2 separate regions of the Homo sapiens genome follow, and region 2 is linked to region 1. Evidence: read pairs that join two places in POLR2A ChIA-PET (ENCODE). Cell type or tissue: GM12878. All regions are shown on one strand.

Evidence for each region. ChIA-PET counts read pairs that join two places held together with the same protein. Peaks named below come from ENCODE experiments on the same cell type or tissue, not always from the same donor. Only the 100,000 strongest peaks of a DNase experiment are listed, where the experiment ranks them.
Region 2: POLR2A ChIA-PET joins it to region 1 with 17 read pairs; 2 of 35 experiments call an interaction of 5 or more read pairs at or near these places.

The regions. Positions count from the first base shown.
Region 1 is chr10:24,924,770-24,932,769 of GRCh38, forward strand. All of the region lies in intron 3 of PRTFDC1 (phosphoribosyl transferase domain containing 1), which reads right to left. Among named protein-coding and RNA genes, the nearest start is that of PRTFDC1, 24 kb to the right of the region's middle. In GM12878, no CTCF peak of the experiment used is centred here; DNase peaks (open chromatin) are centred at 4,552 and 5,852.
Region 2 is chr10:24,702,425-24,710,424 of GRCh38, forward strand. All of the region lies in intron 2 of ARHGAP21 (Rho GTPase activating protein 21), which reads right to left. Among named protein-coding and RNA genes, the nearest start is that of ARHGAP21, 17 kb to the right of the region's middle. In GM12878, no CTCF peak of the experiment used is centred here; no DNase peak of the experiment used is centred here.

The DNA.
Region 1 (8,000 bases):
ATAACATCTCACTCCAGTTAGAATGGCTATCATTAAAAAGTCAGGAAACAACAGATGCTGGAGAGGATATGGAGAAATAGGAACACTTTTACATTGTTGGTGGGAGTGTAAATTAGTTCAACTATTGTGGAAGACAGTGTGGTGATTCCTCAAGGATCTAGAACTAGAAATACCTTTGACCCAGGGATCCCATTACTGGGTATATACCCAAAGGATTATAAATCATGCTACTATAAAGACACATGCACACATATGTTTATTGTGGCACTCTTCACAATAGCAAAGACTTGGAACCAACTCAAATGTCCATCAATGATAGACTGGATTAAGAAAATGTGGCACATATACACTATGGAATACTATGCAGCCATAAAAAAGGATGAGTTCATGTCCTTTGCAGGGACATGGATGAGGCTGGAAACCATCATTTTTAGCAAACTATCACAAGGACAGAAAACCAAACACTGCATGTTCTCACTCATAGGTGGGAGTTGAACAATGAGAACACATGGACACAGGGCGGGGAACATCACACATTGAGGCCTGTGGAGGGGGTGTCGGGGGCTGGCGGAGGGATAGCATTAGGAGAAATAACTAATGTAAATGTCGAGTCAATGGGTGCAGCAAACCAACATGGCACATGTATACCTATGTAACAAACCTGCACATTGTGCACATGTACCCTAGAACTTAAAATATAATTAAAAAAATAAATAAACCTCTTTCCTTTATAAATTACCCAGTTTCAGTTATGTATTTATTAGCAGCATGAGAACAGATTAATACAAGCATATTTTTTGTATATATACATAGCATGCTTAAGTTTCATGGGACCAGCAAGCTTTCAAATGATAAACGGAGGAAATGCAGACAACGTGAAATACAACTGAAATCTTCAGGCATCTGTTGTGATTAATACTAATAACACATACACTTTCTTGTGGGTCTGACCCTTCCTAGTTTCCAGCTTCCTCCCTCCTAACTGTTAAGTCACTTGCTCCCTATCCTATCCCCACTTCATCTACTGGCTCGACCTCATCAAATCGCTAGGAAGAAATCCGACCTTAGGTGGGGTTGGAACTCTGTGGAACTGCTAGGCAGCCAACTGGAGTCTGATGCCCAGCAACTGAATGTTATGCCTCTCACAATGGTTTTGGTCTTTCTGCTCTGTTCCCAAGTTCCAGTATCCACTGTGTGCTCTGGATTTGTCCCTTGTCCTGTGCCCACGTCTCTTCCTGGGAACTTGCCCAGTACTCCTGCAGAACTAGAGGGCTTTCTTCTCCTGCCAGTCCACCTCCTAGGGACTGGAGTCCTTTTCCTCTTCCACAGATCCAGGAGACAGACATGGTGTTAAAGGACCTAGTTTGGATGTCACTTCTAGCTGTGTGTTCTTGGGAACCCAGCTAACCCCTCTGGCCTCCATGCTCTTACCTGTGAAACTTTATAAGGATCTTGCAAGGGCTTAATAAGCTAATAGATATAAAGCACTTAGGACAATAGTTGGCCCTAAGTACTCAGTGAATATTATGTTTTATTAGCAGTGGTACCAACATACACAAGTGGGCTGATACTGGCTACCTAATACTTGGAGTTCTGAAGGCTGTGATCTTTCATCCATCTTTTTTTGAGACGGAGTCTCATTCTGTTACCCTGGTTGGAGTGCAGTGGCACAATCTCAGCTCACTGCAACCTTCCCAGCCTCCTGAGTAGCTGGGACTACAGGCGCCCGCCACCATACCTGGCTAATTTTTGTATTTTCAGTAGAGCTGGCATTTCACCATGTTGCCCAGGCTGGTCTCGAACTCCGGAGCTGAAGTGATCTGCCTGTCTCGGCCTCCCAAAGTGCCGGGATTACAGGCATGAGCCACTGCGTCCGGCCATTTCATCCATCTTTCAACTACTTATGACCCCTGCTGCACTGGACTTCAACTCACATCTGTAGCAGAGTGAGTCCATTCCCCGAGATGTCTGCTCCAGGGCCGGGTCCTGTTCCTGGTCCTGGATTCAACCCCAGCCTGTTGCAGTCAGCTAAGTTGAGCACAGCTCTGTCCCCAGAGTGATCTCTCAACACTGGATTGATACTATAATTTAATAATTCCTTCTGCATCATTCTCTTATTTTCCCTCTCAGTGTTTGCTTTTCACAAGGAAAAACAAACTCTAATGAGAATCTCTCTAGAGGAATAAATTTGAATATGAAGAATGTATGTCAAGAAAATGCATGGATATTTATAAAATAAAAAGGCTGTAAGGAGTGATAACAAAAAATACTGAGATTAACCTTATTACATAAATGGGCTTTGGTTTCACTTTAAAAAAAAATTTCACTTCATAGAATTAACTATCTCAGAGTAAACTTGCCTAGAGCAATGCTAGATGATCTCTTTTTAGGCCAAACTAGATATTTGTTTCATGCCAAGTTTCTTCATCCATGCCCTGCTGAAAGCCCATCATAAATACCTCTTAAAAACCAAAAGTCAAAGAGAAAACAGGACTGTCAATACTCTTTGTTTCAGTACACATAGGAATAAGACAGATGTTTCAGCGTTTCTATCCAGAGGTCACAGAGAAATTATGTTCTGGTTTTCATAAATACTTCTGATTAATTTTTAATGATTTATATGAACTGATTCAAACCACCCAGGCCTATTCCTGATGTACTCTTTAGTTAATAACTCTCCCTTTGAAGTCTGCAAAAATGTTTTGAGGATGTTAAAAAATATTTTAGACACTAACATGGAAAAAATCTGTAGCTTCAAAGGAAATACCCAACTGTTTGCAAAAGAGTATTGAAGTGATATTGCGGGACCCAATTTTTTTTTTTTTTTTTTTGAGACAGAGTCTTGCTCTGTCACCAGGCTGGAGTGCAGTGGCGCAGTCTTGGCTCACTGCAACCTCCACCTCCTGGGTTCAAGAGATTCTCCTGCCTCAGCCTCCCGAGTAGCTGGGACTACAGGTGTACACCACCACGTCCAGCTAATTTTTGTGCTTTTAGTAGAGGTGAGGTTTCACCATGTTGGCCAGAATGGACTCTATCTCTTGACCCTGTGATCTGCCTGCCTCAGCCTCCCAAAGTGCTGGGATCCTACAGGCGTGAGCTATTGCACCCGGCACAGGACCCAAGATTTTTAAATGACCAAAGAGTAAAGACAATGTTTTCTGTTATATTTCAGCTATTTGAACACTTGCAAATAAAATTGCTGAAAAAGATGAGGCGCTACCAATTTTCACTAACTCCAAGTTACACATTTTTTGTTATAATATCTCCCAAATCAAGATGCATCTTACATACAATCCATGTCAAATCATGGCTTAATTTAGAGCATTTTTTCTTTCATAGTGGTACATAAAGTAACAATCTATGATGCCTTTAGATTTAGTGAAATATGGTAAGTTTTAGAATTTTTGTGGTCTCTCATCTTCCCTCTTCTAGTCCTTTATTTTCTTCTATTTTCCTATTTCTTTATTTTTCCTCTCCATTTTTACTTAAAAATATGTATGTGTGTGTGCATGTGCTTACCTATAAACCTACTTTGGACCCATCTGGCACCCCCCCACAACTGAGGAACTCTTCTACTATCTTCAAAGAATTGGAGTCTTTTTTCTTCACCCAAAGCCCAAGGTGAGACTCTGCTAAACACAGATTTCCTGTCTCAGAAAGAAAAGGAGGCTTTCTTTTTCTTTTTTTCTCTTAAGACAGAGTCTCGCTCTGTTGCCCAGGCCGGAGTGCAGTGGCACAATCTCAACTCACTGCAACCTCCACCTCCCGGGTTCAAGTGATTCTATTGCCTCAGCCTCCCAAGTAGCTGGGATTACACGTGCCCACCACCACGCCCAGCTAATTTTTGTATTTTTAGTAGAGATGGGGTTTCACCATGTTGGCCAGGCTGGCCTGGAACTCCTGACCTCAGGTAATTGGCCCATCTCGGCCTCCCAAAGTGCTGGGATTACAGGTGTGAGCCACCGTGCCAAGAAAAAGAAGCTTTCGGCTGAGCGCAGTGGCTCACGCCTGTAATCTCAGCACTTTGGGAGGCCGAGACAGGCAGATCACGAGGTCAGGAGATAGAGACCATCCTGACTAACACGGTGAAACCCTGTCTCTACTAAAAAACTACAAAAAAATTAGCCGGGCGTGGTGGCGGGCGCCTGTAGTCCCAGCTATTCGGGAGGCTGAGGCAGGAGAATGGGGTGAACCCAGGAGGCGGAGCTTGCAGTGAGTCGAGATCGCAGCCACTGCACTCCAGCCTAGGCGACAGAGGCAGACTCCGTCTCAAAAAAAAAAAAAAAGAAAGAAAGAAAGAAAGAAAGGGAGGCTTTCAATTCCAGGCACCCTTGCTACTTGGAAACAGTTCAGCAAAAGTTCACCCTGGTGTAGGGTAAAGACTACTCACTAAAACTAAAGACACTGAACCTGGCTTATCCATTCTGTTCCCATTCCTCACAAGCACAGATAACAAGAGCTGACTGATTTAAACCCTTTGTTCTGAACTGTGGGAATGAGAGAGAAAAAATGTATTTAGCGTTTCTCTTCCCTCAAGGGAGCAGGTTTGTGGCTAACCCTTAGCTCTAATGAGCTTCTTTAATACGAACGCCAGCTTCCCCAGGGGCCCACATCCCCTGTGTGGCAAATCTCTCGGCCCTACTGTGGTTACACTGTGAGTTGTATTTTAGCTCCAAAAAATCTCTTGGTGTTGCCAACATGCAGGAATTATTCATACAAAGCAGGGCACATTCAAACAACATGGGGCAGGATCTAGGGCAACTGTGGCTTGCCTAAAATAACATTCATCCTCAATTTTTAAAGCCTTGAAGTTGTAGTTTGAAGATTGTATTTTGTACAGAGGTTAGCTAACCAAATTGGTGGGAAACAATGAGATCAGAATGTTGCACCTCTGAATTACACTTTATCCTCACATTGGATTGCATATAAATTAATGAGCTTTTAAACCAGGGCAACATTTGAGAGAGAATAAAGGGAAAAAACTTGGCAAATAATGCATCCACATACAAAAAAGCTGTCTAAAAAGTCACTTGCTGGCACCTAACAATACTTCCCTCAAATCCTCCTGTTTTTCCACTCAAAGTCCCTTAGAATAGATATCCCAAAAGGCCTCCCACTTCCACCCTGATAGAGCTTTCTCAAAACACACTAAATCTGATTGCAGTCCTAGCTGTTTGGGAAGTTGAGGCAGGAGGATCATTTGATCCCAGGGAGGTTGAAGTTGCAGTGAGCTATGATCACACAACTGTACTGCAGCCTGGGTGATGGAGCGAGACCCTGCCTCTAAACACATGTACACACACACAAACACACACACACACACACAATCGGGTAGCTCAAGGGACTGCTGAATTATGCCTGTTTCTCTTTGATTCGAGTCTCTATATGCTCAGGAGTTAGTATGAAGCCTGAAGCTCAAGGTTCTTTCCGAATTTTTCTGGATTTGGCCTCCTAAAAGCAGCAAGCAAGCTTTAAGTGAATCCAGAGAACAAGCAGGTAGAGTGAAAGTTCATGTCTTGTGGAGTATCTCCATGGTGCAGGGCAGAAAGAGGAAAAGCAAAGCATAGTTTTCCATAATTTACAGAAAAACCCAGTGTTAATATTCATTTTCTTAGAAGGTACTACTTGATAGCTTATTAATTCAACATATAAAACATTTCAGAAAAAAAAGCAGGTAATTGTCTATTTATGGATATTGTCATTCTTCCAGCAATAATAGAAGCTGGCTTAGCCGGGTTAGGTGAATGTCAAAATAAAGCTCAAGAAAAAATAATGCTGATTCATTTGGTCAAATGTTCTTCCTTTTAGCCTAATTTATCTCAACACATCTCTAGGGAGACTGTACACTCCAGTGGTCACAGTCTTGAGCTCTGGCGTGGAACTTTGATTTAAATACTAGATCCACCACTTACATGCTGCTTGACCTTGGGCATGTTACTGAACATCTCAGGTGTCTGTTTCATTATGTGTAGTACAAATATAATAAGGCTGCCTGTTTCTTATTTTGTGTCTACTATTGAATTAATCAAGTTTGGAGTTTCCTTTATTCCTTTTCATCCTCTTTACTAGCTGAAAAATTATAAATAACATTCCTATTTTTTCAGTGGTCACCCTTAAGAGGTGCTGTTTAGAGAAATACGCAAGGAAAAGGTATGAGAAATTAGAAAGAAATAGTAGTATTTAGTTTGACATGGATTACAATGGTGATAGTTTCCGCAATATAAAATATATCCTGGGCCATAGAACAAGCCTCAAAAAATTTAAAAGAATTGGAATCATACAAAATACAGTTTCTGCAACAGAATTCAACTAGAAACAATACAGGAATTATGTATGGAAAATCCCCCAAATACTTGAAAATTAAACAACACGAGACAACCAATGAGTGAAAGAGGAAATTAGAAAATAGTTTGAATTGAATGAAAATGAACACAATATATCAAAATGTATAGAGGCAGCTAAAGAAGTACTTAAAGGAAAACTTACAGCATTATATGTTTGTATTAGAAAATAAGAAAATCTCAAATCTATGAACTCAACTTTCATTTTATGAAACTAGGAAAATAAAAGAAAATTAACCCCAAAACAAACAGAAGGAAGGAAATAACATAAAAGCATAAATCAATGAAACTGAAAACATAAACACAAAAGAGAAAATCGAGAAAGCAACAAATTGGTTCTTTGAAAGAATAAAAAAATTGAAAAACCTTTAGGCATACTGGTGAAGAAAAGGAAAGAGACAGAAGATACAATTTAATACTATCAGGACTGAAAGAGAGAATATCACTACAGAGATTAAAGATAATAAGGGAATATTATAAACAACTTTATGTCCAGAAATGTAAAAACTAGATAAAATGGACAAATGCCTTGAAAGACACAAACTATTAAAGAGTGAGAAAACTATTAGCCTGAATACTCCCATATCTACTAAATAAACTTAATTCCAATTAAAAAAATCTTCTGACAAAGAAAGCTCCATGTCAAGATGGTTTTACTGGTGAATTCTACCAAATACCAAAGACGAATTAGTACTAATTCTACACAAACTCTTCTGAAAAAAAGATGAGGAGAAAATACTTCCCAGTTTATTTTAAAAGACCAATATAAGCCTGATACCAGAATCAGAAAAAGGCACTATAAGAAAAAAAAAAAACAAAAAACTATGGTTTAATATCCTCCAAGCACTTAAATGCAAAATTCCTCAAAAAATTAGCAAGTTGAATCCACCAATACATGAAAAGGATAATATGTCATTATATTACATTAATGGAAAGATAGTCCAACATTAGCAAACCAATCAATGTATTTTACCATATCAACATCTCTAGAAAAAGCACTGATGATATTCATTCATAATTTTTTAAGAAAATATGAAAAAACCTCTTGCAAAACTAGGAATAGAAGGAGCTTCCTTAACCTGATAAAGAACATCTTCAAAAAACCAACAGTCAGTATTATACTGACTGAAAACAAGGCAAGGATGTTTTCTCCCACCATTCATATTCAGGAGTGTATAGGAGGTCCTAACTGGCATGATCATGCAATAAAAAGAAATAAAAGGTCTGTAAGTATAAAGGAAGAAGCAAAATCATCTCTATTTAAGGAAGAAATTATTATCTTCATAGAAAACCCAAAAGAATCTATGAAAAAGCTATTAGAACTCATAAGTGAGTTTCATAAGTCATAGGATTCAATATACAAAATTAATAGTATTTCTAAATACTACCCATAAATAATTGGAATTTGAAATTCAAAGAAAAACTTACTGAATATAATAGGATCAAAATCATTAAATATATAAGTATATATCTAACCAAATATGCCTAAGATCTGACACTTGAAAACCAGAAAACACTGAAATAAGATCTAAATAAATTAGGAGATATACCGTGTTCATGGAATGGAAGACTAAATAGTGTTACAATGTCAATTCCCCCCAAATTGATCTATAGATTCAAGGCAATCTTGATAAAATTCTAATGTGTTATTTTGTAGAA
Region 2 (8,000 bases), 220 kb before region 1:
CTGGCCAATACCTCCATTCTTAATTGTGGTATGGGAATAACCAGTATTGTAATCTACAACTTTTTAAAATTCACTCATCTGTCAAGAAGCCCAAGAACAATCACCTCTCTAAGATCTTCAGAATACAAAAAATGTATTGTTTTAAGGTTTTTTTTTTGGTTTTTTGTTTTTTGGTTTTTTGAGACAAGGTCTTGCTCTGTCACCCAGGCTGGAGTGCAGTGGCAGAATCTCGGTTCACTGCAACCTCCACTTCCCCGGCTCAAGCAATTGCCCCACCTCAGCCTCCCAAATATCTGGGACTACAGGTGTGCACTACTATACTCAGCTAATTGTTTTGTAAAGATGAGGTCTCACTATATTGCCCAGGCTGTTATTAAAGTTATATCCTAAAAATAGTGTCACTATGACCCAGTAATTTCACCTCTAAGACTGTATCCTATGAAAATAATCCTGAACAGGAAACAGTTTAAAACACAAAGATATTCACCACACATTATAAGAGCAGAACACTGGAAGCAATTTAAATGTTCAACAGATAAATGGTTTCAATATATATACACACACACATAATACATAGTTTATATTATAGTGTATAATATTATACACTGTACTTTACACTCTATATTATATAGGCATTGAAAATGATGTCCTAAAATGGAAAAGTGTACATAATATTCCAACTTGTAAAACCCACACACAAACTAGACACACTGGGTGAAAAAAAATGGCAGTATCAATATATTAACAGGAGTTGAATTTGAAGGATTTAATTAAGTAAACCAATTTTAATTTTCCAGTTTTTACAAGTGACCATGCATTTGTAATTTTTAAAATTAAATTAATGGATTTTTTACTACCATCTCTTTACTTTTAATGTAAATCTCATATAACATCACCTATACCAACTTAGAATACGCTAATAATAATTGTAAGCATGTATTAAGCACTCAACACGCCAGCACTATGTTAAATGCTATATCCAGGTTATCTCATTTTAAACTTCACAACAATCCCTGATGTTGGTACTGTCAGAGAGGAGAAGGCAAGTAACACTCAAGCCATACCACTGCCACAGAGCCAGGAACAACTCCAGGCCTTGAATTCAGTTCTTGGGCACTAAACTCTGCACTTTCAACTATAACACTATACTGCCTCCATACAACAGTGGTAATATTTAATAAGTAATGTTACCTTGCAGAATTCTCAGTATGCAACCTGAGAAACATGATGGCCACTCTCCCACTTCCCATGGTATCATTTCTTTTGTCTGTCTCCTTCAGTTGTTCTCCTTCCTTCCCATCCTGCCTTTTCTGCGACTTGTTTTCTCTCACCCATACTTCTTTCCGACCTATACCATAAGCTTTCCAAGGGTATCCGGCAGCATCCTTGATTACTGCTTAGCTTCAACGGTGAAACTCAAAGAAACCAAGTGCTGTCCTAAGTATTCCTATAAACAAGAGGTTACACACTAAAAGCCTAGAGCCACATCTGGTCAGCAGATGTATTTTGCTTAGATCTCACTATTTTGAAAACCTTGAATTAGTCATCAACATTTAAAAATTAGGACACGTTAACATGAAAATTCAAATTTTCAGCTTCTCTTGAAATCTAAATGATCTGACAACAGTGGGTACAACATGACAACAATCTCCTAAAGCCAAATCTCTAGTTATCCATGGTCTCCACCAGCCTCTATTGTCTAACCCCTGACTGTGATCCACTCACTTTCTTTACTCTTCAACTGCCTGGCTCCCAAAGTACTGATTTTGTGACCTCCACCAAATACTTTAAGTGGTGACACAGAAGCCACAGGAGATGTCATATGCCATTTTTACTTTATGCTAAGTTCTACATTTTTTCTTTTCTTTTTTTTTTTTTTTTTTTGAGACAGGGTCTCACTCTGTGGCCCAGGCTGCAGTGCAGTGGCCCATTCTCAGCTCACTGCAACCTCCACATCCCACGCTCAGGTGATCCTCCCACCTCAGCCTCCCGAGTAGCTGGGACTATAGGTGCACACCACCATGCCTGACTTATTTTTCTATTTTTTTTTTTCTTTTTTGAGACAGAGTCTCGCTCCACTGCCAGGCCAGAGTACAGTGGCACAATCTCGGCTCACTGCAACCTCCGCCTCCCAGGTTCAAGCGATTCTCATGCCTCAGCCTCCCAAGCAGCTGGGATTATTAGGCACATGCCACCACGCCTGGCTAATTTTTTTTGTATTTTTAGTAGAGACAGGGTTTTGCCATGTTGCCCAGGCTGGTCTCGAACTCCTGAGATCAGGCAATCTGCCCACCTTGGCCTCCCAAAGTGCTAGGATTACAGGTGTGAGCCACCGCGTCTGGTGGTAATTTTTCTATTTTTGGTAGAGATAGGGTTTCTCCATGTTGGCCAGGCTGCTCTCGAACTCCTGGGCTCAAGTGATCCTCCCAAGGTGCTGGTATTACAGGCATGAGCCATTATGCCTGGCCTAAAAACTCTTCTTCTCAGAGACATTGGCAACTAAATGGCTGATTATCAGACCTAAACCACAAGGATGGTAGCAACAACAATCCTAGCAAAAAACCCCAGGCCAAGGCACATCCAAAAAAGCACTTTTGATATCGCTGGCTTACTGGATCAATGCACCCCTAGATTCTATTGCAACTCAAATTAAATTCCTTTGGGATTACCCAGAATGAAGACGTCTTAAAAAGGTCTCAGACCTCAAACTAGAAAGTTTTCTGATGATGAGACTAACTAATGAGTTTAGTAATTGCTGTAAACTAGTCACTAAACGCTAAAAAATTTTAAGTTTCAGCTTCGTTAGGCTCCTGGTATTATGAATTTTACATGTTAAGATAATTCCAGTATCTATCTTCTTTTATCCTCTTAGCAGCCATTCAAAATCCATATTTTTTACGGTAATGTAAATCCATTAGGCACAGACTAGAAAGTGCATTGAGGGATCAATCTTACGGTGAAACAAACAGAGACTAAATGACCTTCTCCATCTCTGATTTCTCTGATACATTAGTCTATTATGCCCAGCCTAAACTATGAAAATATTTTTTCACCATTCCAGAATAGAGAAAACAGTACATAAAGAAAAGTATTGGACACCCCAAAGTACCACTGGGAACTAATTCCATATCATAAACGAAGAAGCTCACATCACAGTTATGGAAGAACTGAGAAATGGTTGGGGCTGGGGCAAGCATGGTCAGTGTGCTTTATTTATCATTCATTGCTTTCAATTACATTTTCAACTGTTTTCCTTTTAAATTTCAAACAATATTAAATAACTTGTTTTTAGTAAGGAAGACAAATACCCACAAAGTGATGAATAACCTACGAGGTAAATAATTCATAGTTTTTAAAGATTCACTGATAACTGGAACAAAAGCTATCATTCACGTTGCTTTCTATTCTGTAAAAGAAGCCATTATGCTGAATTTGTACAATATTATCTACGATTAACAACAAAGGTCTGATAATAACAATGTTGATCGAGGGATAAAGGGAAAAATAAGAGCTTTTGCTTCTTAGGGAAGAACACTCAAAAGCAGACAATAGCTAACCTAGCAGATTTTCTCTATTGCAAAATAACCATTTTCTAAACAGACTAGTAATCAAAAAAGTTTTAAAAAGTACTTCCATTTAATCCCACTGTGAAAGAACTCAAGAACCATATTTCACTAAAACTGAAAAACTAGCTAAAAAGCAACTCACTCCAAAATCTTGCCTACTTTCTAATAAATACAATGTCAGATGCCTTCAAAAATATGTAACATTTATGTTACAATTATATTGCTTTAATTGTTGGCCACTTTTAAGTAATTCATTCTAACTTCCCCTCCTCCACCACTTAAAGCTCTGCAAATAGTCTCATCTGTGCTACTTAAGAATTAACTTAATTCTTTTAAAGTAATTCAGATCATTAGATTTATCACATTAAACAGGTATTTTGACAAAAAAAAAATTCTAAAAGATTACTTTCCTACTCTTACAAGAAGACAGTGTTTTTATATCCTGATTTACTTTTGCTTTATACATCATAGCAGTTTTGAATTAAAAAGCAAATATATACATACACACTTATGAAACAAACCTGACCACTCCATGCACAATACAGATTGCACAACAAACTCCAATTGTGGTTGATCATGCAGTCTAAAATCCTGAACTGGGCCATGACTGCCTATAGCACAGTCTGCATCTCTTCTCTGACTCAGCTTCTGTCAGCAGAGCAGCGGGGTTACGAGAGCTCTGCAGTGATGTGGTCCACAAATAAGATCTTCCCCTCCCTTTCCTGTCTAAGCAGCAATAGCTAACTGGCAGAACGACATCATCTTCCCAAATGTAGTTCCCACCAGTACATTTAAATTATTAGATCATGAAGGAAAGTTTTCATAAAATTCTTACTGAGTATTTAACATTATTTAATTTGTAAAAGGTTATTGCTTTTTCCTTCTTTTCTGGGCATCTTTAGTCATTCAATGAAAACACAACCTGGGGAGGTGGTATATAAATCAATCAACTATGCTGGCTCCGGTCCACAGCAAACAAATTCCAACACAAGGCTGTGCCATCATCAATGACGCTCACACTGACTTGATCCCAAGGGTACCAAAGGGTACTCCGTCCTTTCTTAACCTCTCAGTAGCGCCACACAGAGCTAACAACTCCTTCAATGGCTCTCATCCTGGGTACCACAGTTCCAGTCTCTTTGTTCTCTTACTACTTCTTTAACTATTACTTCTTTGCAAAAGGCAATGTAGCAATGTGAGAAAAGCCTAGATCTTAATAAGACAGATGTATGACCAAGGAGGCTAAAGACTTATCCTTTAAGCTTCAAATCATTCATTTGTAAGATGGAGACATACCTTCACGAGGTTTAATCTGAAATAACATCTGTAACATGCTTAAAACAGTGTCTAACAGATATCTAATAAATGATTAATAGTTTCAAGATGATCACCCCTTTCTGTCTAAATCAGAATTCTATCCTTGACCTCCCTCTAATTTCTTACACTTCCATAGGTGAAGTCACCTCAACCTGTGATTTTAACTATGAATTATTTCTAAAGCCCTCTTCAACACCACCCTTTCTCCCAAGCTCCAAATCTGCGTGACTAAACACTTGCTAAGCACATACACCTACATACTACATGTCCAAAACTGAATTCATCACCTTCCCTCCAAACTTGCACGACCTCCTCTATTCCCTAATCTGCATAGTGGCTGTACAACTCATCCCCCTAGTCACCCAAACAGAAACCAGAGTCATCTTAGACTCCTCCTTCCTTACCTCTCATATCTAGCTACCAAATCATGTCACTTCTCCCAAAACATATAATGAACTGTCCTTTTTCCACTCCACCGGCACTGCCTAAATTCAGACCCCCATCAACTTTCTCCTGGATTATCACAGGGCATCTAGTTGGTCTCCCAAACATCCTGTCACCCCTCTCTGGAATCTTGTCTGTTCAGGACTAACAAAAGCACCTTTTAAACTAAAAGCTAATCATATGACTACTCTATAAATTCCTTCTGTTGCTCCTTTCTGCCTGTATACAGCAGTGTTTCCCAAGTATGTTCCTACTTGTTTTATAGGATGCAGAATATAAACTACAGTTAAGTAAAAAAAAGTCTTCAATAGCAAAATAAATTTGAGAGAAGCTAGGTTAAACAATGCTGCTGCTGGAAGCTTGCCAAAGGCTAAATATAAAGATCAAATTCAAAGTCCTCAAAATCTGAAAACTGAGGCTACTGAAAAGCTTGTTTCTAACTAGTTCGCCTTGGTGGCTGGTTTGTCGGCCTCTGTCCGTCCCTTAATTGGTGGTGTTCCTCAGATTCTGGACTTTGACCCTCTTCCCTCCCTCAATGACCTCATCAACTCCCAAAACTATAATTACCATAGATGCTGGCTTAATTGAACTCTGCCTAACTGACTTGCTAGACCAACCAAAATTCTTGATTTCCTGGCTAATTCTTGAATACTGGCTGATCCCATGGCTCAACTCTATTATTATTATTTGTACAAATTTATGGGGTATCATATGCAATTTTGTTATCTGCATAGATAGTGTAGTGGTCAAGTTGGCTTTTCGTATATTTATCACCCAAATAACACACACTGTACCCATTAACTAATTTATCGTCATTCACCTGCTCCCACTCTGTCACCCTTCTGAGTCTCCATTGTCTATCCTTCCACTCTCTACACCCATGTGTACAAATTTTTAGCACCCACTTATGAGCGAGAACATGCAATATTCAACTTTCTGTGCTTGGTTTGTTTCACTTAAGATAATGTCCTCCAGTTCCATCCACATTGCTGCAAAAGATATAATTTCATTCTTTCTTATGGCTGAATAGTATTCCATGAATAGTCTTCCATTCCAAATATACCACATTGTCTTTGTCTATTCCTCCACTGATGGACACTTAGGTTGATTCCATATCTTTGCTACTGTGAATAGTGCTGCAACAAACATACAAGAGCAGATATCTTTTTGATAAGTGGATTTCTTTTCCTTTGAGTAGATTCCTAGGTCAAATGGTAGTTCCATTTTTACTTCTTTAAGAAATCTCCACACAGTTTTCCATAGAGGTTGTAACAAAGAAAAGAGAGAAGACCCAAATAAAAAAATCAGATATGAAAAAGGAGACGTTACAACTGATACCACAGAAATACAAACGATCATCAAAAACTATTATGAACAGCAATTATGCTCACAAACTAGAAAACCTAGAGGAAATGGATAAATTCCTAGAAACATACAACCACTCAAGGTTGAACCAAGAAGAAATAGAAAACCTGAACACATCAATAACAAGTAGCAAGGCTCAATCAGTAATTTAAAAAAATCTCCCAACAAAGAAAGCTCAGGACTAGATGGATTCACAGCCAAATTCTATCAAACATACAAAGAACTAAAAAGAACTAATACCAATCCTCCTGAAACTGTTCTAAGAAATCAAGGAATAAGGAATTCTCCCTAACTCATTCTATGAGGCCAGTATCACCCTGATACCAAAACTGGAAAAGGGGGCGGGCACTGCGTCTCATGCCTGTAATCCCCGCACTTTGGGAGGCTGAGACGACAGGACAGCTTGAGCTCAGGAGTTCAAGACCAGCTCAGGCAAAACAGTGAGACCTCATCTCTACAAAAAAAATTTAAAAATTAGCCAGGTGTGATGGTGCATGCCTGTAGTCCCAGCTACTCAGGAGACTGGACAGAAAGACTGCTTGAGGCCAGCAGGTCGAGGCTACAGTAAGCCATGTTCATGTCACTGCACTGCAGGCTGGGTGACAGAGCAAAACCTTCTCTTAAAAAAAAAAAAAAAACAATCCAGACAAGGACACAACAACAACAACAACAACAACAAAACCCTACAGACCAATATCCCTGACGCACACAGACACAGAAGTCCTCAACAAAATACCTGCAAACTGAATCCAACCGTACTGCAAGCTCAACTCTTACAACTGGGAAGATAATCTAGACACTCAATTCTGCTCCCAACAAGTGACATTCAAGCTTAACATAAGTCAGTTTTATTTTTGCACATATCTCTTTATGTCTGTTTTGTGTTTGGTAATAATGTAATGTAGATGGTATGGAAACTGATGAAATATGGGTAAAAACAAAAGTTGTTCTTTCTGAGAAAACTAACTTGAGTACATTGAAAGGACTCAATAAAGGCTGTTGCTCACTTCTATATTTTTCCCTTCCTGGTCTTGTAGCTGAATAAGCTACAGCTAGGGAGAATATCCAGTATCTCTAGATATAAATATTCTAGATATACTATATGTAGAATCTCTAGATAGAGAGTATCTAGTGAGACATTAAATATTCTCCCTAGTATTCTAGAGATAATAGATATTCTCCCTAGCTGTAGCATATTCAGAATCTAAAGTTGTTCCCTGTGCCACAACATTCTTCTCTTCTTTCTACCTAGTTAACTCCTTCCTCAGTTAGCTTAGACACAATCTTCCCAGGAAGATTTTCCCTGAT